Regions from separate parts of the Homo sapiens genome. Here region 1 is linked to region 2. A link is a loop called in an ENCODE intact Hi-C map of the cell type or tissue named here. Cell type or tissue: heart right ventricle. All regions are shown on one strand. Each heading gives the region's core, and the rest is flanking DNA. Links, peaks and the distances in the headings are about the cores only. Region 1 overlaps SETD7 (SET domain containing 7, histone lysine methyltransferase). Region 2 has its middle 37 kb from the start of RAB33B-AS1.

Region 1 (11,799 bases), core at 2,428-10,427, 93 kb after region 2:
TGCAGTGAGCTGAGATTGCGCCACTGCACTCCAGTATGGGCGACAGAGTGAGACTCTGTCTCAGAAAAAAAAAAAAAAAAAAAAAGAAGCTGGTCTGTGTGTTGCATGGATTGGATCAAAGAGGGACCCAGTCAAAGAGATCAGTTGATTGGTAGGCTAAGTGGATGATGATCAAGGGAAAGGAAGACACAGGATACTAAAGGTTGGCCTTAACCCCTGGAGAGCAAGCGGAGAGAAGGGCAGGAGAGAGAGCTCCCATAAGTATGGTTAGGAGAGCAGCAAGGAGCCCAGCTGCCCGGCTTCAGACTCTGCCTCTATGGCTTTCTACTTCTGCGACCATGTGCCTTAACCTCTCTATGCCTCAGTTTTTCTTTCTGTAAAATGGTGTGGTAACAGTACCTATATATATGGTTGTTGAAAAGATTAAATGAATAATCTAAAACACTTAAAACGGCCTGATAAAACTCTAGATAAATATATCTTTGTAAACCCCCCTCTACAGCCCCCCTGATAAATTCTCTAAACTGATTTGAATTATTTTTAAAAATCCATTTATTTAATTTATTTGAAGAGACTAACCTCCCTTCTTCTCTGAGGAAAATAAGAAAACAAAACTCATGATGCAGATGAGGCAGACACTGTGAGTGGTCAACCCAACTATCATTTCCCTTTCCTACTTGCTGGGAGAGCCCCAAACTGGTTCAGGCCACACAGCCATATGCTTCACTCAGATAATCATAGTGCCCCTGTAGCCATTGCCAGTGATTGGCTGAGTTTCCTCAGTGATAGAGGCCATAGAAGAGACTTTCCTTTTCATCTATTGGATGGGGCCAAATTGGCTGTGATGGCTGGAACCTGGGCAGCAATGTTGTGGCTGTGAGGGAGCTAGCCCCTGAAGGCAAAGCAGACAAGCTGAGAAAGGCAGAGTGGAAAGATGGGAAGAACTTGGTGGAGCTGCTGAATTAACTGTAGGGCCACTCAGCACTTCTTGTTATGTGAGATAGTAAACCTTCTTTATTACTTAGGCCATATTGAGTTGAGCTTTGATGTTTCTTGAAGCTGGAAGCATTCTGATACTTACAGAAGTAAAAATTTGGTAGCAATCTAGATGGATCCATTAATCTTTTTCCGTGTACATTATAAGAAGTGAAGCTCTAAATTCAAAACCCTGGCTTTTGGTTTTTGTAAATAAACAAAACTTAAGGAAAAACACATTTATCGAGCAAACCACTATGTCGTGAGGGAATTACCATGATCTATCTGTCTATCTGTCTATCTATCTATCTATCTGCAAGGTAACAGTCATTTTCTGAAATACTTTTGGAGCAGAAACCCCTTTTCTGTTTTTCCTTTTTTTTTCAGCTTCAAGAGGAGGAATGGAATTTCTTCTTCTTCCTCTTATTTTTCAACTAGAGGCTTCTTATTGAACAATCCCAAATCAGTCAGATGCTGAATTGAAACTAAATGAAACTACAGCATAAAGTCCTTCGATAGCTGTTACCTAGTTCTAGAGATGACTGCTGAAACAATTTCACATTTAATATAAACTAGCAGTCTGAATGATTCCAAACATTTAAACCCAAAGGCAGATATTGGTAACCATCCCATTAGTATAGCTGGGATGGTTACTAATTTGGTCTAACATAATTTTGTCTTAATTTTCACATTACCTCATTCTACAACATTTGGGCCCAAATCAATCATCTTAACCCATGAAAGTTGCCCAATCTTTCACTTTCAAGGTTAGCTTCTTAAGCTTCCCTCAGTCTGTATTAAATTTTTAATCCTGTATTCCCCTTTCCCACAAGGAAGAAGAATATTAATATTGTGATTTGACCCATGCGTGTTAGAGGGTGAAGCCTTGCCTGAAAGATCTAGCATGTGAATGTGTCTGTGCAGGTGGAAAAGCTGATCCAACATCAGTTTGGACCCAGTCATCTCACTCGTTTCTGTTTCCTTCCTTCCATGGAAGGAAGTGTGATAAAATCAAGGATTGGGCAACTGAGGGAGGTAAAATAAAGCAGGAGATCTCATGGCCTGCTTCAGTTTGAGGCCTAACTGTGCCTCGTGTAGCCCTGCCAAACTTCCTAGAATTCACTTCTTTGGGGTCCTGGGCAGAAGGCCCAGCTAATAATGAGGTACTATGTTGACTCCTTTTGTCACTGGCTTTTGTGCTTTACAAATGTTGACTGGCTGGGCACGGTGACTCATGCCTGTAATCCCAGCACTTTGGGAGGCCAAGGCAGGCAGATCACTTGAGGTCAGGAGTTCAAGACCAGCCTCGCCAACATGGTGAAACCCCGTCTTTACTAAAAATACAAAAATGAGCTGAGTGTGGTGGTAAGCGCCTGTAATCCCAGCTACTTGGGAGGCTGAGGCAGGAGAGTCGCTTGAATCCCGGAGGTGGAGGCTGCAGTGAGCCAAGATTGCACCACTGCACTCCAGCCTGGGTGACAGAGTGAGACTTCATCTCAGATTAAAAAAAAAACGGAAATGTTGACTGTGATTAGGGCAGGAATAAGGGATTGCCAGGGTTCTCAGCTCAGACTCATCCTCAGACTGCCAAAATCTACCACAACGTCTAACAAAATTTCTATATTTTCTTTAAATCATGAATTGAAGTTTCCTTTCAGCTATTTGCCCTGATCATCTCATTTGCATTCCATACCCTTACCATGTATGTATTCAATCCGACACTTTCTGTTGGTGTGGCTAATCCTTCTGGATTTATGGGTGTATGTGGAATCATATCAAATCCTCCGCTCTTACTAGAATGCTCTGAAAATGATAAATGGCTAATAATATTTTAAAACAACTTAAAATGTAAAGTTCACTTAGTAATTTAAATATACAGGTAGACACATTATAAGAAAACCATTATTGCTTTTCTAACCTAGATGACCAAAGGAAGACAATGACAGATGATTGTATATTTTGTTTAATACTTGCATTGTTTCTATAGCGCAATTATAGCAATCTTTAAATTTACTTTCATTACAAATATTTGTCAAGTTTTGTTTCAGAAACATTTTTCCTACTCTCTTGCATCATGCACCCAGACACACTACAAAAAACTCATTCATAACACAGTAAGGGCAAACATTATTCATGTAAACATCTTTCATTAATTTCCCATAATTTAAAAAAATCATAGAATTATAGATATTGAATAAGGCTCATAGTTTTAGTTCAAATTCCACAAGAGACCAAAGATGCTCGTTAACCGTGATGGGGTTAACTTTTGGTTGCAATAAATGCTGAAAGCATACCCCTGGCTTCTACTTCTTCAACATACCTCACAACCTAATAAATGTATTTCAGGATAAAGAGAGAACATAGAACACCCAGGAGGAAACTTTTGAAGAAGGGAGCTCAGAATCATGGACATAATTTTCCTATGTGATAAGCAGGTATTACGTAGTCCCTGTAGCTTCCCAATACATGAATCAAGGTTAATTATCATAAACCAAAATGTAACCAAGTAGATATGTTGATACATTGGCATGTGTGTTCGTATTGCTACTATACACAGTGAAAATTTATCCTAATATGTATCATTTCATTATATCCAGGACCAAAGTGGAAAAAAAACCCCACTCAAGTTGAATATCATCATAAAGGAGTTTTTGTTTGTTTGTTTTTTCAATAACATAAGAGTCAGGAGAGTTGGGAGGTATGTCCTAGGGATGTGATTGACTCTTGACATTTAACAACTTTGAACAACTGTGTGTAAAGTCACAGACAGAGGAAGCAAGGATTTTTGTTATCGGAGGACGTCTCTCTCTCTGGTTGGAAGTTTGGTGCTTGGGTGCATAGTCTTCCAGAGCTGAGACAGGAAATGTACTGTGCTGAGAAATGGGCCCCTTGCCAGATGCTCCCCTCTCCTTCCTCTCTGCGAGGCAGAAGTCAGAAGGTAGAGATTGCTGGCAAAACTGTGAAGTCCCACCCTGGGGTCTCAACCCCAACTCCACTGAGGGCAGCCTCCCTGACGTGTGTGACTAGGCAGTAAGGGTGGCGGTTGATGGCGGCCGGGAAACCGAGTTTCGAGGTTCACATGGCCAAGTCTGGCTTCTGATTCTGCTGCCCTGCAAAGAAATTGTGCTCCAGATAACTGCACCGGTGTCTCTAATGCCTCTGATTCACTCTCAGGCCCCTCAAAGGCCTGCAGTGATATCACTAAAAGGTGAACACACCTCCATTAGCACCTAACTTCCACCAGGAAGCGGCTGAGGCACTGGGGAAGCCTACGAGCTCTCTCCACGTCAGGTGCAACAACGCCGAGGAAGTTGCTGAGAGTCAGAGTTATTGTAGGCTTTTGATTTTTAAAAATCAAAATTGATCTGCATTACATCTCAATAGACTCAGATAATTCTCACCAAAATTTTTGTAATGTGTTTAAGTAGCACTGGAATAATTCAACTTCATTTAAATATATTCATTCTATCATGAAAATATTTCATACAAACATCTATTTACATACAAACACATTAAAATTTGTGAAAAGGGTTCCCACCCCTGTGGTTGTATGGCTTGAAATAGTTTCATTGCTTTGAATATGTACGCACACATTTGGCAAAAGAAAACTATTACAATTTAGTATTTTTAAAATTAAAAAAAGTGACAACGAGTTTCCAAATTCCTGAAGGGAAAGATAAAAGAAAAACAATAATAATCTATCAAGGTACCCCAAGTAGATGTAAATTTGATATACTTTGTGAACCTTTGATCTGTGGCAAATAAACATTACAACTGTCAGTCTTGCAACATAGTTTTGCTTGTTTTTCTAAAACAAAAGATATCTGGATTCTAAGTCACTACTCTTAAGACAGAAGCTTGAGGCAACTGTTTTAAAACAAAGCAAAACAGAAAATGATACCTCTACCTTCTTGGAAGATTTTAAATGCATGTTGCAGTGAGTGATTTAAATTTTTATATATTAAATGAAATTTACGAAAAGTGCCACATACTGTCTCCTGGAGAAGACAACCCTTTAATTCACTGTTCACAATTAATGCAATTTTAATAGTTATATTTAAATGTTAAAAATTGTTACATTTGGCCTCATTGGCCTTTCTGGGTGGGTCGTTGGTGATAAGGAAATAGTTTTTCGAGTGTGAAGAACCCCCATAGGGCAAATAGGTTTAACTACAGTCCTAGACAGGTTCAAAGAGCTCTTGGAAAACTAATTTCCTTCTTAGTGTCTCAGGTAGATCAAGGATGAAGCAAGTTAAAATAAGAATAGGTACTACAAGACTCAAGAACTCCTCACTGCTTTCTTTTTGATCCCATCATTCCTTTGTGTCGGAAATTCAGTCTTTCCAGTTGTTTTTGTTAGTCCATTCAAATGTCCATTTGGGGACATGCTCCTACAGGTTAGTTCCTATTCCTAACTCTAACACAAGATAATATTTCATCACAGAAAAGATGCTAAGGGAAGATCTGGTCATGCAGGAGTTGGACTGAGACAGCTCTGAGTGAATCTCCTTGAGATTACAGTGTCGCACACACACATAGGCTCCCGCTGTTTTTCAGGAGAGCATAAAGTTATTTCTTTATTCCCCACCACATGGAATCTTCCACGTCTGCTGTGATTCTGATGCGATGAAATGACCAGATGCAGCGGCTTCCTGACACATTTCCTTCCCCAGCAGATGTAAAGTAGAAAAATACATTCTGAGTATTCTTTTCCACTTGCGTTTAGGTTCAAACGGGAAACAAACCCTTCCGTCCTCAGCTGTTAATTCCTTATAGAACCTCCACTCCCTTGACTTCTTTCCCTACCTACAGAACTCAGTGAATCTCAAGCCTTACTCCGATTCCAACCTGCCACAGAGCCTTACATTTGGGAGTATGTGTGTGTGTGAGGGGAGGGGTGGGGAAGACAGAGCCAGAGACATAAGCAAACAGAGAGGCACACACAGAGGAAAAGCCAGATGAGCAGAGTCCCAAAGACATGCACAGAGCCAGAGAGACTCAAGAAAGGTCAGTGCAGGGGACTTGGAACAGGGAACAGGAGAGGGCAGCTGGGGCTGCTGTTACCCAGGATGCCCAGGCGTTCTCACATATGCAGAGAGAAGAGGAAAGAGAGCCGGCCAGAGAAAGAAGAGCTGGAAGACACAGAGAGTATGAAGAGAGTTGGGAGGAAGACATGGTGAGGCTCAGCGTGGATGCATTGCTTCCTCTGATTTGCGTGGAGGTCACAGACACACTGCTGAGTTTTAAGCTCAGAGTGTTACCATTCAATATCTCATCTGAAGAACTGATTAGCAGACTAATCACTACTTACAACTCTTCAATTCCTTCTATCCAATGTTGAAAAAAATTCCATTTGAATGGGATAATTAGAGTAGCCCCCACTTAGGACGTAAATTGTACCCCACTGCAGCCAGGACCAGAATGCTATCACTCTCAGGAATGAAATCATTCAGAGCATAGCTGCATCGGGGGCATGACCAGCACTATCCTCTCCCTGACCGTATTCCCTGACCTGGCTGCACAACCCACTTGATCGAGGTTAATGCAAGCCATCTTTCTCCTGAAGACAGTCACTCCCTTTGGGCACATTTAAATTAAAGCACCTATCAGAATGCAAGTCCAGAGGCCCTGGCCCATCCGTCACAGTGTATAGAACGGTCTCTTTCTACAGAGTAAGAGTGACCCTATCCTGGTGCCTTTAAATCTAAAAACTATTCAGTTCCTTTGGTGGGCAATCTTCCTGGAAGCACTGACAACTTCCTCTCATGGGTGAACCATTGGCTTAAGCTTTCAAGCAGGGATCCAACTGGATCTCCCTGAAACCACTGCCACCTAGCTGCAAAGCATGCAACCGGGTGCTCTAGGAAGCCTGGTGTTGCAAAGAAGGGAAGGGCAACTCTGTCAATGTGCCCAAGGGCCACCTGAAATGAAAGTCATGAGCAGCCTGGGATTAAGCACTTTTGTTGTAGTCTTCATAAAGCAATGTGCAACTGACAAGAAATAGCAAACTTCCTTCTGCCTATGTCCTCACTCTTCTTCCACTGAAGCCTTCTCTCATCAGCTGGAGCTCACTATCTGCTACAGCTTGGAAGGCCTTCGCTTTCCAGACCAAACTGACTCAGGTGACAGGAATCACAGCTGACAGCTACAGATCAGCACAACAGCTGCTCTCCAGTCCTTCCAGCCGCTGCATCGAGGTGTCTAAAAGAGACAAAGCTATGGCATGTGGTGAGGGTGCTTATAAAAAACAAAACTCTCAGGATTCATTCAGAGCAATCCCAGTGATGTTACAGATCTAATTAGCTAAACTAAAAAAACAGGGGTTTTCTCCTTATTTCTGCAGTTGTGATTACACATGGCTGGCAAAATGGCTGAAATGCTATTGATAGTGTTGCTTTTAAACTATACAGGTGTTCAGTCTTAGTTTACAATGTTTTGAAGCAGGTAAGTGCTTTGAAATTACAATGATGAAGAGTTTTAGCATCAAGGTTTGATTTGTACCTAGTAATCAGTGTGTCTGCCTTAGTAGTACTGACTAAAAAAATTTTTTTTTGAATTCTGTTAGAATTCAAATTTGCTGTTTGACTTTTGAATTCAATGCACTGTGCCACAAGCCTGACCGCGCTATGTTATGTACATTTAATGTGTACTCAAGGAGGAAAAAATTACTAGCACTACTGAAAATATTGCAAAATTGCCATAGTTACCGCTTAGAGATACTAGTTTTCTTCTCTTCTTTCTTAAAGTATATATTACAACTCTTCCATAACTTAATGCAAACAAAGTAAATTCATTTCTTCTCACATCTTAAAGCAAAGATATCTTTGTTTACATGCGAGAATAATATTCTATAATAATACCCTGGCCCTATGAGCCAGTACTTTATATTAGGACATAATAATAAAATGATGATATAGAAAGAACCAGAGAGACCTACACACTGCTATTGATGCAAAAATCCATTTGGAAGTTTTCTCTTGTAAAGGGTATCTAAGAAAGAGAATAGGGCTGAGGGGTGAAATGACTTTAGAAGTGGGCTCCTATTTACTAAGAAAAAAACCAAAGCCATTCTATTGCAAGATACAGATCAAAGGTTAAAAGGCAAATTATACTACATTTAGAGAATAAAGATGTAGTAATTGTCAACCCTTAATACGGCACATATGCAAGTGTGCTAACACAATTTGCACTGGCCATAGGAAAAAAGCACTATGGAAAAACCACTGACTAAAAATGACTGAAAAACCCCGTTTCCCTGTTTCAGTCTAATCATTTGGCATCTCCGAATGTGGTACAGATTTAGACTTGAACCACCAAAGAACATCACGCTGTCTTATGTCAAATGCTCGACAATACCTCTCAGTAGGACGTTGTTGCAAGGCTAGCTAATTTTAAATCTGGTATGAGTAATACAGTCAAACCTAGTTAGTATGCGAGAAAGTCGTTGCTAACGCATGGTGAGAGGATGTGACGTCACAGCATGAGCAGTCCCTGGTTGTCCCATTGTCAGATAAACGTAGTGCATAGATCCAAGTTTCTATTCCAGGTCTCTGAACCCCAAAGCCAGGCCTTTCACTTTTGCTGGGTGGCCTGGAAGGCCTTCAGCTCCACCTGGTACCACTCAGGGGCTTCAGGCCCACTCTTCCCGGGGGGGCTGTGGTCATAGCCATAGGCAACGGTGAGCTCTTCATCGGCCTCCACTGCTCTCAGGGTGCGGATGCATTTGATGGGCCCAAAACGGGGGTGGACAAACCTAAACATCAAGATGCACACAGTCATTCCCGGGCCAGACCAGGAGGTTGGAAGCAAAGGCTAGGGAGGGGCTGATACAGGAATCACCCCCAGGCACTCTTCCCTGGGCACACCTGGTATGTGCCCAAAGTGTGGTCACCCAGCATCAGTTTCACCCGAGAGCTTATTAGACATGGAGCATCTCGGCCCCATCCCAGACCTGCTGGATTGCAATCTGCATTTTAGCGACACCCCCAGGCGATCCACTGGTGTATTAAAGTTTGAAAAGCACTGCTCTGTTTTTTAAAGCATATTTGGCACCTTGCATTTATAAACCAACAATCATGATCAACAACAAAAATCTGTCGTTAATGAGAAATCAGATCCAGTGCAGCCCGCCAGCATTTGAGCTTGTCTGGCCAGCAGCATCAGATTACGTGGCTGTATCTCAGGGAGAAGGCTTCACCAGAGTGCTTTTGGAGTTGTAAGAAAGAGCCCTGTGGATTTTCAAAGGCAAAAACTCTGTATTCCACCCTATACATAGAGAGGAAATATTATTTTCTAGCATGAAAGTAGATGAAGATTTCTTCCCAAGAGGGAAGTCTAGACCTCTCTGCCAACCTGTTTATTTAGTATTTCCCTGTGAAGCATCCTATGAAGAGAGCAGTATCTCCTTCCTACAACAAGTCCTCTTGGGACCAGAAACGAGGTTAACACTATGGCTATGTTCATTTGCCGAAGGCTCCCAATCCTGTTCATCTGCACAGCTCCCTGCAGAACAGGCAGATAAATAAGCAATAAATAGACTTAGCTCACCTAACAGCTGCTGAAATGGATACATGTAAGGCATGGCCAGAAGAAATCAGCTTTATTTTTATATGCATCTGGTCAAATCAATCTCATTCATTTAGAGTCTTTTTTTTTCTTATTCTTTTTTTTTTTTTTTTTTTTTTTGAGACAGAGTCTTGCTCTGTTGCCCAGGCTGAAGTGCAGTGGCATGATCTTGGCTCACTGCAACTTCCACCTTCCAGGTTCCAGCAATTCTCATGTCTCAGCCTCCCAAGCAGCTGGGATTACAGGTGTGTGCTACCATGGCCAGAAGATTTTTTGTATTTTTAGTACAGACAGGGTTTTGCTATGTTGGCCAGCCTGGTCTTGAACTCCTGGCCTCAAGTGATTGGCCCACCTTGGCCTTCTAAAGTGCTGGGATTACAGGTGTGAGCCACTGTGCCCAGTTTATAGTCATATTTTGCACAAAGGGTTGGTGAGACAGCAAAGGAGAAGGTTCCAGGCCCTAAGTTAGATTGGTGCTTGGCGGCTGGACATGGTGGCTCACCTCTGTAATCCCAGCACTTTGGGAGGCTGAGGGGGGTGGATCACTTGAGGTCAGGAGTTGGAGACCAGCCTGGCCAATGTGGTGAAACCCCATCTCTACTAAAAATGCAAAAATTAGCTGGGTGTGGTGGCGCACACCTGTAATCCCAGCTACTTGGGAGGCTGAAGCACGAGAATCGCTTGGACCCAAGAGGTGGAGATTGCAGTGAGCTGAGATTGCTCCACTGCACTCCAGCCTGGATGACAGAGTGAGACTTTGTCTCAAAAAAAAAAAAAAAGAAAAAAAAGATTGGTGCTTGGGGCATGATAGTAAGTACTTGGCTGGTTCCTTCTATCAGTGGTGGAGGAATGGGCATGTCTATAGCTTTGGGACTTCTTTTATGTGGAGTAAAAAGGAACAACCTTTACCTCACACCAAAGGGGCCTCTATGTCCACCCTCTTGGGTATCATATCATGTTTTGTGGAAAGGACACTTGGTGTCAGAAGACTTTGGTGTGAGTCCTGATTCAACACATTTTTACTGCATCCTCTTGGAAAGTTCACCTTATATCTCTGAATCTCACTTTCCTCATCTGTAAAATCATGATAATACTAGTAATAGTTATCCCATAGGGTCTTTGTCATGACAAAATGGGGTCACATATAGAAAGCACCTTATACAGTGCCTGGCACAAAGTAGGATTCAACTAATATTGGTTACTGCCTGCCTGTGAGCATGCATGTGTGAACACAAAAGTGAACAGTTATCAGCCTGTACTCCACCACAAAGAGATGCGTGGACTGTGGATTCAGGAATTCCTTATGAAAATCACAACTCTTTGCTTAAATTAAAATATTTCACTTGGCTGGGTGCAGTGGCCCATGCCTGTATTCCCACCACTTTGGGAGGCTGAGGCGGATAGATCACCTGAGCTCGGGAGTTCAAGACTAGCCTGGGCAACATGGTGAAACCCCACCTCTACCAAAAATACAAAAAATTAGCCAGGGGTGGTGGTGTGCACCTGTTGGTACCAGCTACTTGGGAGGCTAAGGTGGGAGGATCGCTCGAGACTGGGAGGCAGAGGTTGCAGTGAGCTGACATTATGCCACTGCACTCCAGTTTGGATGACAGAGAACCCATCTCAGAAAAAAAAAATTAAAGTAAATTAACATATTTCACTAAAAAAAATGTTCCTGAAATACAGGTTGGTTAACCTCTGGTACACTGAAAAAAAACCAAAAAACAGACCCTGTGTTGAATTTCCAGGCCTAGAGCTTCTCTTATAATCCTCTTTTATTTACATTTTCCTGTTCATTATCATCATCATTTTCAGAGTGTAGATAAGGGACAGACTGAAAAGAAAGAATTCAATTTCAGGTGTTGATTGTTGAAGATGACCCAAAGGCACAGTGGTTAAGAGCCTTAACTGCTCTGCCTTGGAGACCTGCTTTTCCTGTCTGTGATCTCAATGGTGATAGCAGTGGCCTCACTGAGTTACTGGGAGGACTGAATGAGACAATGCATGAAGAGCATCTAGCACAGCACCAGCCCGTAGTGAGTGGTCTATAAACGTGAGCTACACGATTAGCAGTCAAACCAAACCTCTGTGCCAAGTGGCTTAGCCTCTTGTCTACAGGTTGTCTAGGAAAGCAGCTCTTATCTATTTGTCCATTTGGCATTTTGTACTAGATTGCGTTTCAAACAGCTTATGGAAGTGTTTTGTTTATGTTAAAGTGTACATATCAGGGCCAGGCATGGTGGCCCACACCTGTAATCC
Region 2 (11,799 bases), core at 1,248-9,247:
GGAGGATCACCTGAGGTCAGGAGTTCGAGACCAGCCTGGCCAACATGGTGAAACCTCATCTCTGCTAAAAATACAAAAAATTGGCTGAGTGTGGTGGCAGGCGCCTGTAATCCCAGTTACTTGGGTGGCTGAGGCAGGAGAATTGCTTGAACCTGGAAGGCGGAAGTTGTAGTGAGCCAAGATCACAGCATTGCACCCCAGCCTGGGCAACAAGAGCAAAACTCCATCTCAAAAAAAAAAAAAAAAAAAAAAAAGAACAGCAAGGAGGCCAGTGCTGCTGGAGCACAGTAAGGTAGCAGGAGAGAGGTCTGAAGTCCGAATGATAGGCTGGGGTCAAATCACATAGATCTAGTAGGATTTGGTAAGGACTTCAGATATTTAGTCTAAAAGTGGTGGAGAGCTCTTGGAAGGTTTTGAGCAGAGAAGTGACATGATCTAATTTATGAAAGAATAACTTTGGCTGCTATGTGAACAATAAATGGCAAGCAGCAAGAGTGGAAGTTGGGAGTCCAGTTAGGAAGTGACTACAGTAGTCCAGATGAAAAATGATGATGGCCTGGACCAGGGTGGTGGTTGTGGAGGAGTAGGAAATCACTGAGTTACGAATCTAGTCTGAAAGCAGAGCTCACAGTACATACTGAGAGACTGAAAGTGGGGTGTGAAAGAAAAAAGCAGAGAGCATCAAATACCTCAGATAGAACACTGGCTAAGATAGAAATGGTTCCTTCAAAGAAATCCTAGCCCGTGTGGATAAGTATATAACAAGGGAGAAGGGAAGGAAGTGTGTATTTGCTAGATGCCTCTATGTCCTAGTTTTATGTGTCATCCCATTAAATCCTCTCCACAACCTTTGGTGATATTATTATCCTTAATTGTAGATAATAAAATTAAGTAATTAAAATTTAATGTAATAGTTTCTTCGTCACAGCTAACGTGAATTTTAACTCAAGACTGTCTAACAGTCAAGCTCTTTTCACTAACACTGTTCTCCAAAAAATATACCTGAAGAATAGGAAATAACACTCATAATAATAGTACAAATAAAAAGATTAATTTTGAAGCAAACTAATACTTGAAAAAAGCAGCTTTAATTAGACAATGATACAAAAGTACGTATTCATTTTGGGACCAGTTCTGAATGAGACTTTTGGGGACTTCAAGGGTTTCAGAGTCTAACTGCACTCATTATTTCAGATTTCTAATTTCCCTTTTAAATGGCGGATTTATCCCTAGTACAACTTTTACACTTATTAACGTTGATGCCATTTGTTTTTTCTTTTGTAAACTGAGGTAATACATAACATACCATCTTTACCATTTTAAGTGTACAGTTCAGTGGTAATAAGTACACTTATATCCTTTTTCCCCCTTCATCCCCTACTCCATCCCCTCCTTTCTGGCTTCTGGTAACCACCAATGTACTCTGTGTCATCATGAAATCCACATTTTTAGCTCCCATGTATGACTGACAACATGCAATATTTGTCTTTATGTACTTGGCTTATTTAACATAGTGGTCGCCAGTATCATCCATGTTGCTGCAAATGAGAGGGTTTCATTATTTTTTATGGCTGATTAATATTTCATTGTGCATACATACCACACTTTATCCATTCACCCATTGATGGGCACTTAGGTTAATTCCATATCTTGGCTATTGTGAACAATGCTGCAATAAACATGGGAGTGCAGATATCTTTTTGATATACGGATTTCCTTTCTTTTGGATACATATTCAGTAGTGGAATTGCTGGATCATATGGTAATTCTATTTTTAGTTTTTTGAAGAACTTCCATACTGTTCTTCATAGTGGTTGTACTAGTTTACATTTCTACCAACAGTGTATGAGGGTTCTCTTTTCTCCACATCCTCACTAGCATCTGTTATTATCTGTTTTCTTAATACAAGCCATTTTAACTGGGGTGAAATAACATGTTGTTTTAATTTGCATTTCTCTAATGATTAGTAATGTTGAGCATTTTTTCATATACCTGTTGGCCATTTTTATGTCTTCCTTTGAGAAATGTCTGTTTGGATCTTTTGCCCACTTTTTTTTTTTTTTTTTTCAAGATGGAGTCTCGCTCTGTCATCAGGCTGGAGTGCAGTTGTGTGATCTTGGTTCACTGCAACCTCTGCCTCCCAGGTTCAAGCGATTCTCACTGCCTCAGCTTCCCAAGTAGCTGGGACTACAGGCACATGCCACCACACCCGGCTAATTTTTTTTGTATTTTCAGTAGAGATGGGGTTTCACCATGTTGGCCAGGATGGTCTCGATCTCTTGACCTGCCTGCCTTGGCCTCCCAAAGTGCTGGGATTATAGGCTTGAGCCACCCCACCCAACCTGCCCACTTTTTAGATTATTTGGCTTTTGTTTTTTTTGTGTGTTTGTTTGTTTTGTTTTTGGCTTAAATTGTTTGGTCTCTTTATTCTGGTCATTAATCCCTTGTCGGATGGATAGTTTGAAAATGTTTTCTCTCATTCTGTGGGTTGTCTCCCCCACTCTGTTGAGTGTTTCCTTTGCTGTGCAGAAACTTTTTAGCTTAATGTAATCTCATTTGTCTGTTTTTGCTTTGTTGTCTGTGCTTTTGAGGTCTTAAACAAAAAAATCTTTTCCCAGACCAAGGTCCTGGAGCACTTCTCCAGTGTGTTCTTCTAGTTTTGTAGTTTCAGGTCTTAGATTTAAGCCTTTAATCCATTTTGATTTGATTTTTGTGTATAGCGAGAGAGAGGAATCTTGTTTCATTCTTCTGCATATAGTTATCTAGCTTTCCCCCACACCATTTATTGAAAAGACCATCGTTTCCTCATTGTATGTTCTTGGCACCTTTGTTAAAGATGAGTTGGTATATCTAGATTCTCTATACTGTTTCATTGGTGGTCTATGTGCCTATTTTTTTTTTTTTTTTAATGCCAGTACCATGTTATTTTAGGTATTAGAGCTTTGTAGTAAATTTTGAAGTCTGGTAGTGTGATGCTTCCAGCCTTGTTCTTTTTGCTCAGGGTTGCTTTGGCTATTTGGGGCTTTTATGGTTCTGTATATATTTTAGAATGATGCCCTTTGTGTTTGATCCACAAAAAGGGAGACATCCAGAGCTGAAGAGTTTTCCCTGAGAATTTTGTCAAGAGCTAGAAGAGAAAGGGGAAGAAGTACATGAACAACTGCATATGGTGATATTCACTCTTAAGTCTGCTATACAGAAATTTAAGGGGTGGGGGGCGGTGGTTATAGTGTGGAGCCAGGAACCCAAGGAAGCCTATCCATAGTTCCACATCGCTGATGTAATTCTTAGTATATGGACACTTGAACAATTCAATATATTAATAAGTCTAAATTTCTATCTGGACAAGGGTCTGGGGTAAGGAGCTGGGGGTATTTTGTTTCCTTATATGTTGCGGGAAGTCAGGGACCCCAAATGGAGGGACCGGCTGGAGCCGTGGCAGAGGAACATAAATTGTGAAGATTTCATGGACATTTATCAGTTCCCAAATAATACTTTTATAATTTCTTATGCCTGTCTTACTTTAATCTCTTAATTCTGTTATCTTCGTAAGCTGAGGATGTACATCACCTCAGGACCACTGTGATAACTGTGTTAACTGTACAAATTGATTGTAAAACGTGTGTTTGAACAATATGAAATCAGTGCACCTTGAAAAAGAATAGAATAACAGCGATTTTTAGGGAACAAGGGAAGACAACCATAAGGTCTGACTGCCTGCAGGGTCAGGCAAAAAGAGCCATATTTTTCTTCTTGCAGAGAGCCTATAAACAGACATGCAAGTAGGAGAGATATCGCTAAATTCTTTTCCTAGCAAGGTATATTAATATTAAGACCCTGGGAAAAGAATGCATTCCTGGGGGGAGGTCTATAAATGGCTGCACTGGGAGTGTCTGTCTTATGTGGTTGAGATAATGACGAAATATGCCCTGGTCTCCTGCAGTACCCTCAGGCTTATTAGGATTGGGAAACTCCATCCTGGTAAATTTTTGGTCAGACCGGTTCTCTGCTCTCGAACCTGTGTTTTGTTGTTTAAGATGTTTATCAAGACAATACATGCACCGCTGAACATAGACCCTTATCAGGAGTTCTGCTTTGCCCTTGTCCTGTTTCCTCAGAAGCATGTGATCTTTGTTCTGCTTTTTGCCCTTTGAAGCATGTGATCTTTGTACCTACTCCCTGTTCATACACGCCCTCCCCTTTTGAAATCCTTAATAAAAACTTGCTGGTTTTGAGGTTCGGGTGGGCATCATGGTCCTACCGATATGTGATGTCACCCCTGGTGGCCAAGCTGTAAAATTTCTCTCTTTGTACTCTTTATTTCTCAGCCGGCCAACACTTATGGAAAATAGAACCTCCGTTGAAATATTGGGGGCGGGTTCCCCTGATAATTATACTTCTCTCAGTAAATGTTCATACTGTCTTTACTGTCTTTTCGCTCCCTCCCTCCTTTCCTTCCTTTCCTTTCCTTTCCCTCCCTCCCTTCCTTCCGGACAAGGGTCTTGGGGCATTTTGTTTCCTTATACTTCTCTCAGTAAATCAATCAATCCTTCCCTTTTTTTTTTTTTTTTTTTGAGACAGAGTCTCGCTCTATCCCCTGGCTGGAGTGCAGTGGTGTGATCTCGGCTCACTGCAACCTCCACCTCCCAGTTTCAAGTGTTTCTCATGCCTTAGCCTCCCAAGTAGTTGGGATTACTTTAGTAAAGACATGGTTTCGCCAGGCTGGCCTCGAACTCCTGACCTCAGGTGATCTGCCCACCTCAGCCTCCCAAAGTGCTGGGATTACAGGCATAAGCCACCACACCTGGCCTATACTGTCTTTTCATCCATGAGAAACATAACACAAAGACTGGGCATATGCTAAGAGTTGTCACCAAAACACTGAAGGAACGGACAAGGAAAGGGCAAGGGTACGTAGTGGAAGGGGCAGGGGCAATTAATGGGCTAAGAAGGTACAGTACAGAAGGTTCAGGAGAGGGAGGTAAAACTCAGAATCACTGGCTGTATCCCAACTATACAGCCTTGGGTAAGTTGCTTACTTTTTCTGAGCCTCAGGATCCTCATCTGGTAAGTAGGGATAAGTGAGAGTAAAAATAGGACCAACCTCATAGGCTCCTGTGACAATAAAATGATATAATCCATTTGAAGTACTTAGCAAAACGGCTCAACAAATGTTTGCTACTATTATTAAATTTCACTAACAGTGCAACTTCAGACAAGTGGCTTAAAGTCTTTGCCCTTTATTTCTTCAGCTACAAAATGATGGATAGAACCAGGTGATACTGAAGATTTCTTTATAACTTTATATAATTATGATGTTACGTGCATTGTACTCAAGGTGGTAGAAAAGAAATTAGAAATCTCCCTTGGTTGCCACCAGGTGGCAGTAATGAGGAATTTAAGTACCATCCCATTTTGGGGAAAGCATACCATTTTTCAGTGTACAGATGCAGAACTATTGTTAACATTTTGATATATAATCTTCCATCTAGGTTTTTTTCTTCACAGGTATATGCCAATTTTTATTTTACAAAAATGTGGATAGTATTAGACATCTGTTTTGTAATCAGCTTTTTAAAAAACATAACAATATATGGCGATCACCTTCCATATCAATTAATGTAGTTCTACATCATGCTTAAGAGCTCTGTGGTATTCCACAGGAATTTATTTAAACCATACTTGGTTAAAACCATCCTCTACTTGTCAAACAATCAATGTTTTTAATTGGATTGGCATTATAACATTATAGACAATGTTTCAATAAATATCTTAGCCATATACTATCTAGTTATTTCTCAGGGAAATTTTCCAGAAGTGGAATGTCTGGGCAAAGGGTATGTACTTAAAAAAAAAACTTTTAATATATACCACCCATTTGTCTTTTCCTATATAGGTTTTTGTGTCTAATAGAGCAAGGTCCCTTATCGATGCCTTTCTTCAAAATATGAATTGGCTATTCTGAAGCATTTATTCTTCATGGTGAAATTTACAATCATTTTGTCAAATTTGCCCCTTCCTTTCCTCCAAAAATTCCACTGGAATTTTGACTGATATTGTGTCCATTTTATAGATTAACTTGAAGAGAGTTTGCATTATTACAATATTATGTCTTTCCATCCAGCAGCATGGTACTCTCCTCCATTCATCCATTTCCTCTGTCGGTAAATTTGAGTACTATTTACCATTTAGTTTACTTCTGAATATTTTATATTTTTTATTACCATTACTGGGTTTTTTTGTCCTTTTTGTTTTTTTTGTTTTGTTTTGTTTTGTTTTTTTGAGACAGGGTCTCACTCTGTCACCCAGGCTGGAGTGCAGTGGTAAAATGTCGGGTCACTGCAACCTTTGCCACCCGAGTTCAAGTGATTCTCTTGCCTCAGCCTCCCAAGTAGCTGGGATTACAGGCACATGCCACACCAATTTTTGTATTTTTAGTAGAGATGGGGTTTCACCTTGATTGCCAGGCTGGCCTTGAACTCCCGACCTCGGATGTTCTGCCCACCTCGGCCTCCCAAAGTGCTGGGATTACAGGCATGAGCCACCACGCCCAGCAGAATTACTGATTTTTTAATTGGTCACATTACTAGACTTGTTTAATGGTTCTAATATTCTTCAGTTTATCCATCCACTCTACAAATATTTATTGAGTGTGTACAATGTGCCAAATGCTATTCTGGGTCCTGGAAATAGCAGTAATAAATCTGTTCTCCAGGTCTTTATATCCTACAGAGAGGAAATACTAAACAGAGAAATATATGACAGGTGGTGATAAGTGCTAAGGAGGTGGTGGTCGGGAAAAGCATAGAAAGGAGGATGGAAAGTGACCAGGAAAGATATTCTTTCAGATAATGTATTAAAATAAGCCCCCTCTGATGAGCTGAAGTTTGAGGAGACACCTAAAGTGATGTTGCTTTTCTTGGATTTTCCTGGTAGATATTTACTTATATCACTATGCTCTTTCCCAGTCACAGCAGGATTTCCAAGCTCCTGGAGATTGCCTGTCCAGTGGCAGCAACACCAAAGACTTAGACTGTAAAGAAAGCCTCTAAAATTCCCAGTGTTCCTGGATTTAAATAACACATCCAGAGTTCTTCCCAGTCACAACTCCAGCTGGATTTTAGAGGCACAAAGAGCTGAATGTGATCCTGGTAAATCTACCCCCGACCCATCACAATATCCACCTGCTTTATAAACTGCCTAACAGAACAATTCCAAGAGATTATAATAACACGCTACAAACTGCTTAAAAGAACAATCCCAAGAGGCTATAATGAGACCTTTTTTTAAAAAAATAGAAATAACCCCATCATACCTCATTTCCCTATTTGCATCTTTTAAAGTCCATTGTATAGAATTGTAACACCATCATGCTTTGCTCTAATATAGCCTAATTTCCCATTCCTTTTTTTTTTTTTTTTTTTGAGACGGAGTCTTGCTCTGTCACCCATGCTGGAGTGCAGTGGTGCGATCTTGTCTCACTGCAAACTCTGCCTCCCGGATTCAAGCAATTCTCCTGCCTCAGCCTCCCAAGTAGCTGGGATTACAGGCATGAGCCACCACACCCAGCTAATTTTTGTGTTTTAGTAGAGACAGGGTTTCACCATGTTGGCCAGGCTGGTCTCGAACTCCTCACCTCAGGTGATCTGCCTGGCTCGACCTCCCAAGGTGCTGGGATTACAGGCATGAGCCCCTGTGCCCAGGCTCCCACTCCTCTTAATCTGTGTTGACCCTTCCACTGTATTGTCATCAGTCAAATCCCCTAATCCTTAACACCTTTTCTAAACATTCCTTTCATTTTCTTACTCTAACCAAAACCTAACCATCTCCTAATAATATTGCTTTCCTTGCAATACTCTCAAATTGTGTCTGCTTTTAAAAATTACTCAACCCACTTACCAAAGGAGCCTAGAGATGAGGTAGGTGTCCTGCTTATTCCCCACTGCCAATTCCAGACCTTTTTTCTCCTTTGAAAATTCTAGTTCCCTTGACCATATCATCCATTCTCCTTTTTTTTTTTACAGTCGTCTACTGTCTTCCTGGTCTCTCACCCTCATTGCAGAAGAGCTTAGCATGCAGTGTCTTGTTTTCCTTTCCACTGCTACTGCTGTCATTATTCTTTTTTTTTTAGATGGAGTCTCGCTCCGTTGCCCAGGCTGGAGTGAGTGCAGTGTCGCGATCTTGGCTCACTGCAAGCTCCGCCTCCTGGGTTCAAGCAATTCTCCTGCCTCAGCCTCCCGAGTAGCTAAGACTACAGGTGCCTGCCACCACGCCAGGCTAATTTTTTGTATTTTTAGTGGAGACAGAGTTTCACCATTTTAGCCAGGGTGGTCTAGATCTCCTGACCTCGTGATCCGCCTGCCTCGGCCTCCTGAAGTGCTGGGATTACAGGCATGAGCCACCGTGACCGGCCAGCTGTCATTATTTTTAACATTAACAATTCATCTATTACCTTAGCTATGGATGGTGCTATGTAATTTGCCCTGCCTGCTCCTTCACCTTCACATCCTGCCACTCTCCCCTGTTAAGTCAGAAACTGTGAAGTGTCTTAGAGTTTGTCCTTCTTGCAAGCTAATAGGTTAGCTTGCCACAGTTTCATATACATATACTGCCAGAAGACACCAGACTGCTGGGCTGGTGCCATAAAAGATTTGCTACTGAAAGCACAAAGCATTTACAACACCTTGTGTCATTTCCCCATGCCCCATTTCCCGTAAGGCAACAGATGTTTCCTGTGCAGTGGGTTGCATCACAGGAGAAGAATCTTAAATTTAGAAGCCTCCAAGCTTTTATCAAAGCTGCTGGTGACCTACCCATTCCTCCCATTCAGGAGAGAAATTATTCATTATCTTGAAATGTAAGTGAATTTCCTCTGGGAAGAGGAAGAAGGCCCCTCTAGGTTTATCACCCTGGAATGTAACACACTCTGGGGTTTGGGAGGTGGATATTAATATCATTATGCGCTTTCTCACCTACAGAAGACTAGTCTGAACTTGTGGCAGGAACCTAGCCAGCTTGATTGCCTGCTAAAACAAAAATATCAACATTCTTAATAGGATTTAAATAAGATCCAGCATCTCAAAACAGAATATTCAAAATATCCATGATACGGTCCAAAATTACAAAGCAAACAAACAAAAAAAAAAACAACAAGAAAATCTCAATTCATATAGGGAAAAAAAAGGACAATGCTGAGATAACACAGATGATAAAATTGTCTGATGAAGGCTTTAAAGCAACTACTAATATTTGTTAGGAGTCTATTCTCCATTGGTCTCTTGCATTTCTACAGGTGTTCTAGGCAAAGGCATTAACAGCTTTTTCTCTGAACTATCTTTTTTAGCTGTTTGTATAGCAAACATCCTTGGAAGATAGAATGTCTTCCTTTGGGACCAAGGACAGATTTTTTTCCTTCCAGGATGAAAAAAAAAAGATAATGTCTCTCTCCAGGGCAAGGCTGGGCAGGTTTGCTGGCCCTTTATTGAAGACTGGTGTTTCCCACAGCATTCATAAATCCCACTACATATACAGGTATCACCAGGCCCTCACAGCATCACTGTGTGGGAACTGAGGCTCAGAAAACTGGGTTAAATGCTGATACTCTGCCTCCTGCTATTCGTGTGGGTAATAAACTGTCCTTTGTCTCTGACCCAGGAGTCTCGTGTCTTCTGTCACTATTCATGAAATTGTGGCAGCCTAACTTGTTAACTTGCAAGTAAGGTAAAATATCAGACCCTCCAAAGTTCTTGACTTTGTTATAACAATTCTCCTACAAGCAGTCACAAGCATTTTTGAAGCCAATAAGAAAAAAATAGAAAGTATCAGCAAATAAATAGAAGACATAAAGAAGAATCAAATGGATATTTTAGAACAGAAAAATACAATAGCCAACATTTAAAAAAAATTCACTGGATGGTTTCAATAGCAAGGTAAACATGACAGAGTCAATGAACTTGTAAATAGATCAATAAAAATTAACCAATCTGAACAGCAGAGAGAAAAAAGATTTGAAAAAACAATGAGTAGAATCTCAGAGACCTCTCGGATAATGACAAAAGGTGCTGAAAAATTTAGAATAATGGAAGAAAAGGTCTCAAATTTGGCAAAAGACAAATCTACAGATTTAAGAAGTTCAACAAACCCCAAACAGGTTTAACACATAAATTTATACCCAAACACATCACAATCAAAATGCTGAAAATGAAGACAAAGAAAAAAATCTTGGAAGTAGCTAGAGAAATTCAAAGTACTACCTACACACAAACAATCTGAATCACAGCAAATCTCTCAGCAGGATCCATGCAAACCACAGAAGTGGCACAATAATTTTTTTTTTTTTTTGAGACGGAGTCTTGCTCTGTCGCCCAGACTGGAGTGCAGTGGTGTGATCTAGGCTCACTGCAAGCTCTGCCTCCTGGGTTCATGCCATTCTCCTATCTCAGCCTCCCAACTAGCTGGAACTACAGGCACCTGCCACCACGCTCGGCTAATTTTTTTGTATTTTTATTAGAGACGGGGTTTCACCATGTTAGCCAGGATGGTCTCAATCTCCTGACCTCATGATCCACCCACCTTGGCCTCCCAAAGTGCTGGGATTACAGGCATGAGCCACCGCGCCCGGCCAGAAGTGGCACAATAATTTTAAAGCACTGAAAGTGTCAACACAGAATACTACATCTAGTGAAAATATCCATCAGGAATTCAGGTGAAATAATGGCATTCTCATATGAAGACAAACTAAAAGAATTCATTTCTAGCAGAGCTGTTCTAAAATAATTGCTAAAGAAAATTCTTCAGACAGAGGGAAATGATACCAGAAGGAAACCTGAAAACATCAGGAATGAAGGAAGAGCACCAGAAATGGTAAATATCTGTGTAAAAATAGTAGTCTATTCTCCTATTCTCCTCTTAAGTTTTGTTTGTTTTTTAAATTATACTTTAAGTTCTAGGATACATGTGCAGAATGTGCAGGTTACATAGGTATATATGTGCCATGGTGGTTTGCTGCACCCATCAACCCATCATCTACATTAGGTATTTCTCCTAATGCTATCCCTCCCCTAGTACCCCATCCCCCAACAGGCCCCGGTGTGTGATGTTCCCCTCCCTGTGTCCATATGTTCTCATTGTTCAACTCCCACTTATGAGTGAGAACATGTGGCGTTTGGTTTTCTGTTCCTGTGTTAGTTTGCTGAGAATGATGGTTTCTAGCTTCATCCATGTCCCTGCAAAGGACATTAACTCATCCTTTTTTATGGCTGCATAGTGTTCCATGGTGTATATGTGCCACATCTAGTCTATCATTGACAGGTACTAAGTTCTTTAAAAATATATTTGATGGTTGAAAATAACTGTACCATTGTCTAATGGGGTTTTAAACATATGTAGACGTAATTCATGACAACTCTAACGTAAGGGGTACAGGTTAAGTAGACCTATATGTAAGGTTTCTACATTCTACTTAAAATGGGGGGAAAAGACATTCTAAGCAGATTCAAAAAGCTAAATATGTATATTTGCATTATGTGAAACTCATGTTTGCCTCAGGGTCTTTCCAGTTGCTTTTCCTTTTGTCTGAAAAAATATTCCCCTATATATACACATCATTTGCTCCCTCAACTAATTCATGTGTCCGCATAAATGCCACCTCTTCAAGGAAGCCTTCCCTTAACCACCCTCATAAAATAACCACCTCTTCCCATTAGATTCTACCTTTATATTTGATTTTTTCTTCATTCATTTATCATTATCCAAAATTTGATATTTTTGTTAATTTATCTTCCCACTAGCATGCAGGTG

What was found. Hi-C counts contacts between places; a loop is a spot of excess contacts. Peaks named below come from ENCODE experiments on the same cell type or tissue, not always from the same donor. Only the 100,000 strongest peaks of a DNase experiment are listed, where the experiment ranks them.
Region 1: it touches region 2 in a loop (2.3-fold over the local background); 25 of 110 quality-filtered maps call a loop at or near these places.

The regions. Positions count from the first base shown.
Region 1 is chr4:139,503,116-139,514,914 of GRCh38, forward strand. SETD7 (SET domain containing 7, histone lysine methyltransferase) reads right to left here. Exons shown (of 8, transcript NM_030648.4): 8 at 2,923-8,728. The coding sequence ends at 8,548. Among named protein-coding and RNA genes, the nearest start is that of SETD7, 47 kb to the right of the region's middle. RefSeq lists a silencer at 716-765. In heart right ventricle, for the core only: a CTCF peak has its summit at 6,818; no DNase peak of the experiment used is centred there; H3K27ac peaks cover 3,670 bases.
Region 2 is chr4:139,410,898-139,422,696 of GRCh38, forward strand. No RefSeq gene overlaps it. Among named protein-coding and RNA genes, the nearest start is that of RAB33B-AS1, 37 kb to the right of the region's middle. In heart right ventricle, for the core only: a CTCF peak has its summit at 5,374 (motif pointing right); a DNase peak (open chromatin) is centred at 8,644; H3K27ac peaks cover 2,218 bases.